Regions from separate parts of the Homo sapiens genome. Here region 1 is linked to region 2. Evidence: chromatin loops called from intact Hi-C (ENCODE). Cell type or tissue: Calu3. All regions are shown on one strand. Links, peaks and the distances in the headings refer to the core of each region. The heading gives the core; the rest is flanking DNA.

Region 1 (2,913 bases), core at 278-2,777, 160 kb before region 2:
GATCTTGGCTCACTGTAACCTCTGCCGCCCAGGTTCAAGTGATTCTCCTGCCTCAGCCTCCCGAGTAGCTGGGATTACAGGCACACGCCACCATGCCAGGCTGATTTTTTGTATTTTTAGTAGAGACGGGGTTTCACCATGTTGGCCAGGCTGGTCTTGAACTCCTGACCTCAGGTGATCCACCCGCCTCGCCCTCCGGAAGTGCTGGGGTTACAGGCATGCGCCGCCGCACCCGGCCCATAATCTGCATTTCTAACAAGTTGCCCAGTGATGCAGAGGCTGCTGGATCAGGGACCACTCTCGGAGAACCGCAGCTCCACAGCTGCACTTCTTACACTTTATTATTTTTGTTTTCACTTATTTATTTATTTTTTGAGACAGAGTCTCAGTCGCCCAGGGTAGAGTGCAGTGGCACAATCTCGGCTTACTACAACCTCTGCCTCCTGGGTTCAAGTGATTCTCCTGCCTCAGCCTTTTGAGTAGCTGGAATTACAGGCACGCACCACCACTCCTGGCTAATTTTTGTATTTTTAGTAGAGACAGGGTTTTGCCACGTTATCCAGGCTGGTCTCGAACTCCTGACCTCAAGTGATCCTCCTGCCTTGGCCCAAAGTGCTGGGATTACAGGGCTGAGCCACTGCACCCGGCCTGCTTCTTACACTTTAATCTGCCCATGATTCACCCAGGGATCCTGATAAAATTCAGACTCTGATCCGGGAGAAGCAATCTCCAGGAAGAACAACCTTGTGATCCAGTGGCCCCTGCCTTCCTCACCCTCCCTCTCCAGCCACAGCTGATTGGACCTGGGGTGGGCACCTGAGTCAGGGACCCATGGGCTCACCCACAGTCAGTGACAGGATGCCAAACAAATAGGGTCCCTAGAGAGTGTGGAAGCCAGGTAGATTCTCTCGAGAGAGTCTGAAATGTGGCTGCATAGACACCGTTGCCTGTTGTTGGTGACCCCTGGGCTGAGAGGCAATGACGTGGAGTTGGGGGCCAGTGGCATGACGAGACAAGGGCAAAATGGGTGAGCAGAGGCAGCCAGCCCAGGGAGGGGAGAAGAGGAAGTGGAGGCCCAGAGATTATGAAGCTCGGCGAGGCAGAAAGCTTTCTAATTCCCAGTTCCCATGAGCCCTGACTGGGCTGTTTGCCCTTCTGTTCTGAGAAATTCCTGTGTCCCTTCAAATATGCTTCTCTTTTGGCTTAAGCTACTTTGAGCAGTTTCTTATTCTTCAAAGCCGAAAGAGTCTTAAAGAGAATGCATCCATGACCCTCTCCCGCCACTCTCACATCTTGTTTATGTTCATCTCCAGGACCTTGGACAGGGCCCAGCACAGGGGCCCTGGAATGTGGACTGTCTCAGTGGATTCTTGTTTATAGGAATTAGAGGAAGGTGGAAGAAGCTCATTCCAGGTGAGCAGAGGCACGGAGCAAGGGTGAGCGTGTGAGAAGAGCCATGTGAACAGGATGTATAGGGGCCAGTGGAGGGAAGGCCAGTCAGGAGGGAAGGCTGGATGCAGATGGCCTTAAACACCAGGCTGAGGAGTTGGGGTTGGTTTGACAAATGGTAGGGAGGTATCAGAAGTCCTGCAGCTGGATGGACATGACAAAGAACAGTTGTGCCCTTTTCTTTAACAAGGATTCAGATGGCCTGGGTGACAGATGACATCTTGGGACTGAAATGAACAAATAATAAACCTATGCATGGAACTCTTACAAGAAAACATCAGGCAAAAGCTTACCAACATCGAATTTGGCAATGATTTCTTAGATATGACACCAAAGGCACAGACAACAGACTTCATAAAAAAGAAAAACTAGACTTCATAAAAGTTAAAAAAATTTTGTTAATCCTAAGACACTATCAACAGAGTAAAAAGGCAACCCACAGTATGGAGGAAAATATTTGCAAATTATATATCTGATAAAGGATTAATATTTAGAATATATAGAGAACTTCTAAAACTCAACAACTAAAAGACAAACAACCTGATTCAAAAAAGGACAAAGGTTTTGAAAATACATTTCTCCATTTAAAAAGACAAATGGCCAATAAGCACATGGAAAAATGAGCATTAGAAAAATGCCAATCAAAACTATAATGAGATATTACCTCATATCTATTAAGAAGACTGCTATTAAAAAAAAAAAACAAAAAAACAATACAAAAAAACCCCAGAAAATTGGCTGGACATGGTGGCTTATGCCTATAATCCCAGCAGTTTTGGAGGCTGAGGGAGATGGATCACCTGAGGTCAGGAGTTTGAGACCAGCCTGGCCAACATGGTGAAACCTTGTCTCTACTAAAAACACAAAAATTAGCCAGGCGTGGTGGTGCACACCTGTAACCACAACTACTTGGGAGGCTGAGGCAGGAGAATGGCTTGGACCCAGGAGGTGGAAGTTGCATGAGCCGAGATCGTGCCACTGTACTCTAACCTGGGCGACAAGAGCGAAACTCTGTCTCAAAACAAACAAACAAACAAACAACAACAACAAAAACCCAAAACCAGAAAATAGGTATTGATGAAGATGTAGAGAAATTGGAACACATGTGCACTATTGGTGGGAATGTAAAATGCTATAGTCTCTATGGAAACAGTATGGCAATCTCTTAAAAAATTAAACAGAGGCTGGGCACCGTGGCTTACACCTGTAATCCCAGCACTTTGAGAGGCTGAGGCAGGAGGATCGATTGAGCTCAGGAGCTCACAACCAGCCTGAGCAACATAGTGAGACCGCATCTCCACTAAAAAAAAAAAAAAAAAAAATTAGCCATGCATAGTGGTGTGCACCTGTAGTTCCAGCTACTTGGGGGACTGAAGTGGGAGGATTGCTTGAGCCCAGGAAGTCAAGGCTACAGTGAGCAGTGATCGTGCCACTGCACTCCAGCCTGGATTACTGAGCAAGACC
Region 2 (2,913 bases), core at 272-2,771:
TCTACCCCAGTTCCATAGGTAGGAAATCAAATGGAATAGAGAGCAACAGTCCCAGATGAGAGGAAAAAAAGAAGTGTTCTCATGGACACAGAATTCCCTGAGTATTGGCTCTCAGGGAGGTAAGACTTCAGGGAGTGGGGTAGATGGATAGGGTACATATTTATCTAAGGTAAAGAAGGACTCATCCCACTCCTTCTGATTCAGAGACTGTTAGGATGAATCAGCAGAAACCTGTTTGATCATCCAGTCAGCTCCTCTTGTTTTAAAGGAGAAACTGAGGTCAATAGATGTGTGATCTGCCCCTCAGACATCAGGTTGGTCAGGGATCAGGGTATTTGTCTTATGAATATTAATTTTTCCAATTCCGAAGATAGACCTAAAGCAGTTCCTTTTGTCTGTGAATGAGAAGACCTCCACAAAGATACAGAGGCTGGATGAAGATGTACGCAAGCTCTTTCCTCCTGAGACCCAGTGAGGGAGGCAAGGGAGGCTCCCTAGCTAAAGAGGGAGCTCAAAGTTGCAGCCTTTCCTCATGCAAGGCAAGGGAGGGCACCTGCTGGGAGCAGAGCAGGGAGGCCATGCGTTGTCTCTGCATACTAAGATCCTCACAATGCTGAGGACAGAGCAGCGCCTGGGGAGGGAGCGCACTCCCATCAGCAGTGGGTGTGGCAGACACGCTGCTGTGTACATGTCCCAGGGCCTCAGGCTGCCCTGGAAAGTGAGGCTCTGGAGCCTCTTGCTTATAGGGTCAGCTCTGTGTGACTATGACAAGCAAGGGTTGAGAGACCGTGGCCATATGGCCTGGAGCTGGGGCACCCAGACAAAAATGACTCACCAATCCTTTTTTAAAGACATAACTAAAAGCCAATGGTATGCTTACATTTCAAACATAGCATTAGCACCTAAATTTAAACTGCTGCACTGCTGCATTTAGATAAACTAGTTTTATATCCAAGACCTTTAGGTTTTAAATACTGCAGGGAATGGTATGGTGACTAAAGAAAGAGCATTTCATTACAAAGTGGTTTTTTCTTCAAAGGGCCTAGAGCCTAAAATGGGGTTTGCCTCAAGGTCCCCTTTATCAAGGCAGCCAGAACTCTCCTATGTGCAGTTTTCTGAGACCCATCATTATTTGGACTGCTCAGAATTATTCCTGTGTGTTCTCATGTAGGTGTTTTATTGTGTCCAACTTGCCTAAAGGACCTTTTATGGCAGGAACTGGGATCCCATGTCCTTTGGGCTCCTCACAATGTACAGCTGAGCGCTGAGCCTCAGGTGGAAGGTCAGCAAGTAATCACAGTATTCCTGGGATTGTTTTTTCAGAACCATGGACAGAACCCCTTCTTCCCAGGCTGTTTTCTATTTTGTGTCTCTCCTTCCTGATTTCCTTTAAGACAAAGTCTCCAGTGCCTCACTGAGGATTCAGCTCTGCTCAAGTCTGCCTGTTTCCTGGGGATACTGGACTGGAAGCCAGAAGCCAAACTATGCCAGGTGGGAGTAAAGATGCAGAACCCTGGAAAGGAGGTGACCTAACAGCATTTCCTGCTGTTATTAGAATAAGAGGACCATCTCAGTCATGTGCCCCAGTCATAGTCACAATCCCCAACTCCTTTTAGAGCTCCAGATCCCCCTCTAAACACTACACAGTCAGTCTGAGGTCACAGGGCTTATAGGCCAGCAGAGCACCTGACCATCTGGGGCAGTGCTGAGGTAAAGCCTGGGACAGGCTGGGCTGGGGAGACCCCTGGCATGGCAGAAGACAGATGTGATGAAGAATGTGTCTGGATTATAAATGAGTGGGGAGTCAAAGGCTGAGGGTTGGGAGGGAAACATCAGTCATCAGGGTCAAGGAGAGCCTGCAAGGCCCTGGTCAGGGGGTAGGGCAAGAGGCTGGCAGCTGAGGCCTCAGGAACAATTCAGAGAAGATTCCAAGAGGGTGAAGCGATTGATAGGTTCAGAACAAAGGCTGCAAATAATACCATGGAGGTAGGAGCTTTCCCTTGTTGATGTTGGCTGTGAGATGGAGACAGATCACCTCTTTAAAGGTAGGGTGTGAGGACAGGTTGCCATTGGGACATAACACATGGCAGAAGCAAGACAGAATTTTCCACAGGCAATAATCCTGCACCCACTAAAGGTCAGATAGGGACACTCCAGAGCTGGAATTAGTAATTCGGCACTCCAGGATAATTTCAGACATCTAGTTGGTCACTCCACGTGTGCACTCCAAAACACACAATGATTCCACTAAATTCATTGCCTCTCCTCCTCCTTCCACACTCTGCCCACTCTTTGAGGCCCACTTGGAATCTTTCCTCACCCAGGACGTCTTCTAGGGCTAGAGTTAACATAGGTGCCAAACACTCGTTTGCTGAATGGATGAACGGCTCCTGCCGATCATTGGATCTGGTGAGTCTCAATTTTTTGTGTGTGCTGCCTTGGGTTGGGTTTCCTGGGAAACAGACTCTGAAATGGATATTTTCATGCAGGAAATTTATTGAGGTTGCTTTTGGCATCAACAACTTGGGGTGGGGAGGAGAGGGAAGGGGGTGTGGAGGAGAGGGAAGGAAATGGGATTAGGCAGAGAGAGAAACTGAGCTGGGATGAAGGGTCCCAGCCAAGCCTACCGGGAGTTCTGGAGCTAGGATGGCCTTCTAAGTTGTCCTGTCCTGAAGCAAAAGGAATGGGTATTTACACCCCCACATCCACAGTTTGATGCAGGCTGCCCCAAGGAAGTGAACTTGGCTCTCCTTGGCTGAGGCAATTCCTAGAGAGGGACCTAGCTGAGAGACATCATCTGTCAATACTCCTAGCTGCAACTGGAGAAGTGAGGACCTCAATCCTGAAGGAGGGACCAGGTTGACATTCTACAGCATCCACTACATGTACCAAGAGACTTGGATGAAATTGGGA

Evidence for each region. A loop is a pair of places that touch in the nucleus more often than their neighbours do. Peaks named below come from ENCODE experiments on the same cell type or tissue, not always from the same donor. Only the 100,000 strongest peaks of a DNase experiment are listed, where the experiment ranks them.
Region 1: it touches region 2 in a loop (19-fold over the local background); 4 of 110 quality-filtered maps call a loop at or near these places.

The regions. Positions count from the first base shown.
Region 1 is chr17:45,856,619-45,859,531 of GRCh38, reverse strand. The region is part of intron 1 of MAPT-AS1 (MAPT antisense RNA 1); the gene reads left to right. Among named protein-coding and RNA genes, the nearest start is that of SPPL2C, 13 kb to the right of the region's middle. In Calu3, for the core only: no CTCF peak of the experiment used is centred there; a DNase peak (open chromatin) is centred at 1,321.
Region 2 is chr17:45,701,289-45,704,201 of GRCh38, reverse strand. The region is part of intron 3 of LINC02210-CRHR1 (LINC02210-CRHR1 readthrough); the gene reads right to left. Among named protein-coding and RNA genes, the nearest start is that of CRHR1, 82 kb to the left of the region's middle. In Calu3, for the core only: no CTCF peak of the experiment used is centred there; a DNase peak (open chromatin) is centred at 1,321.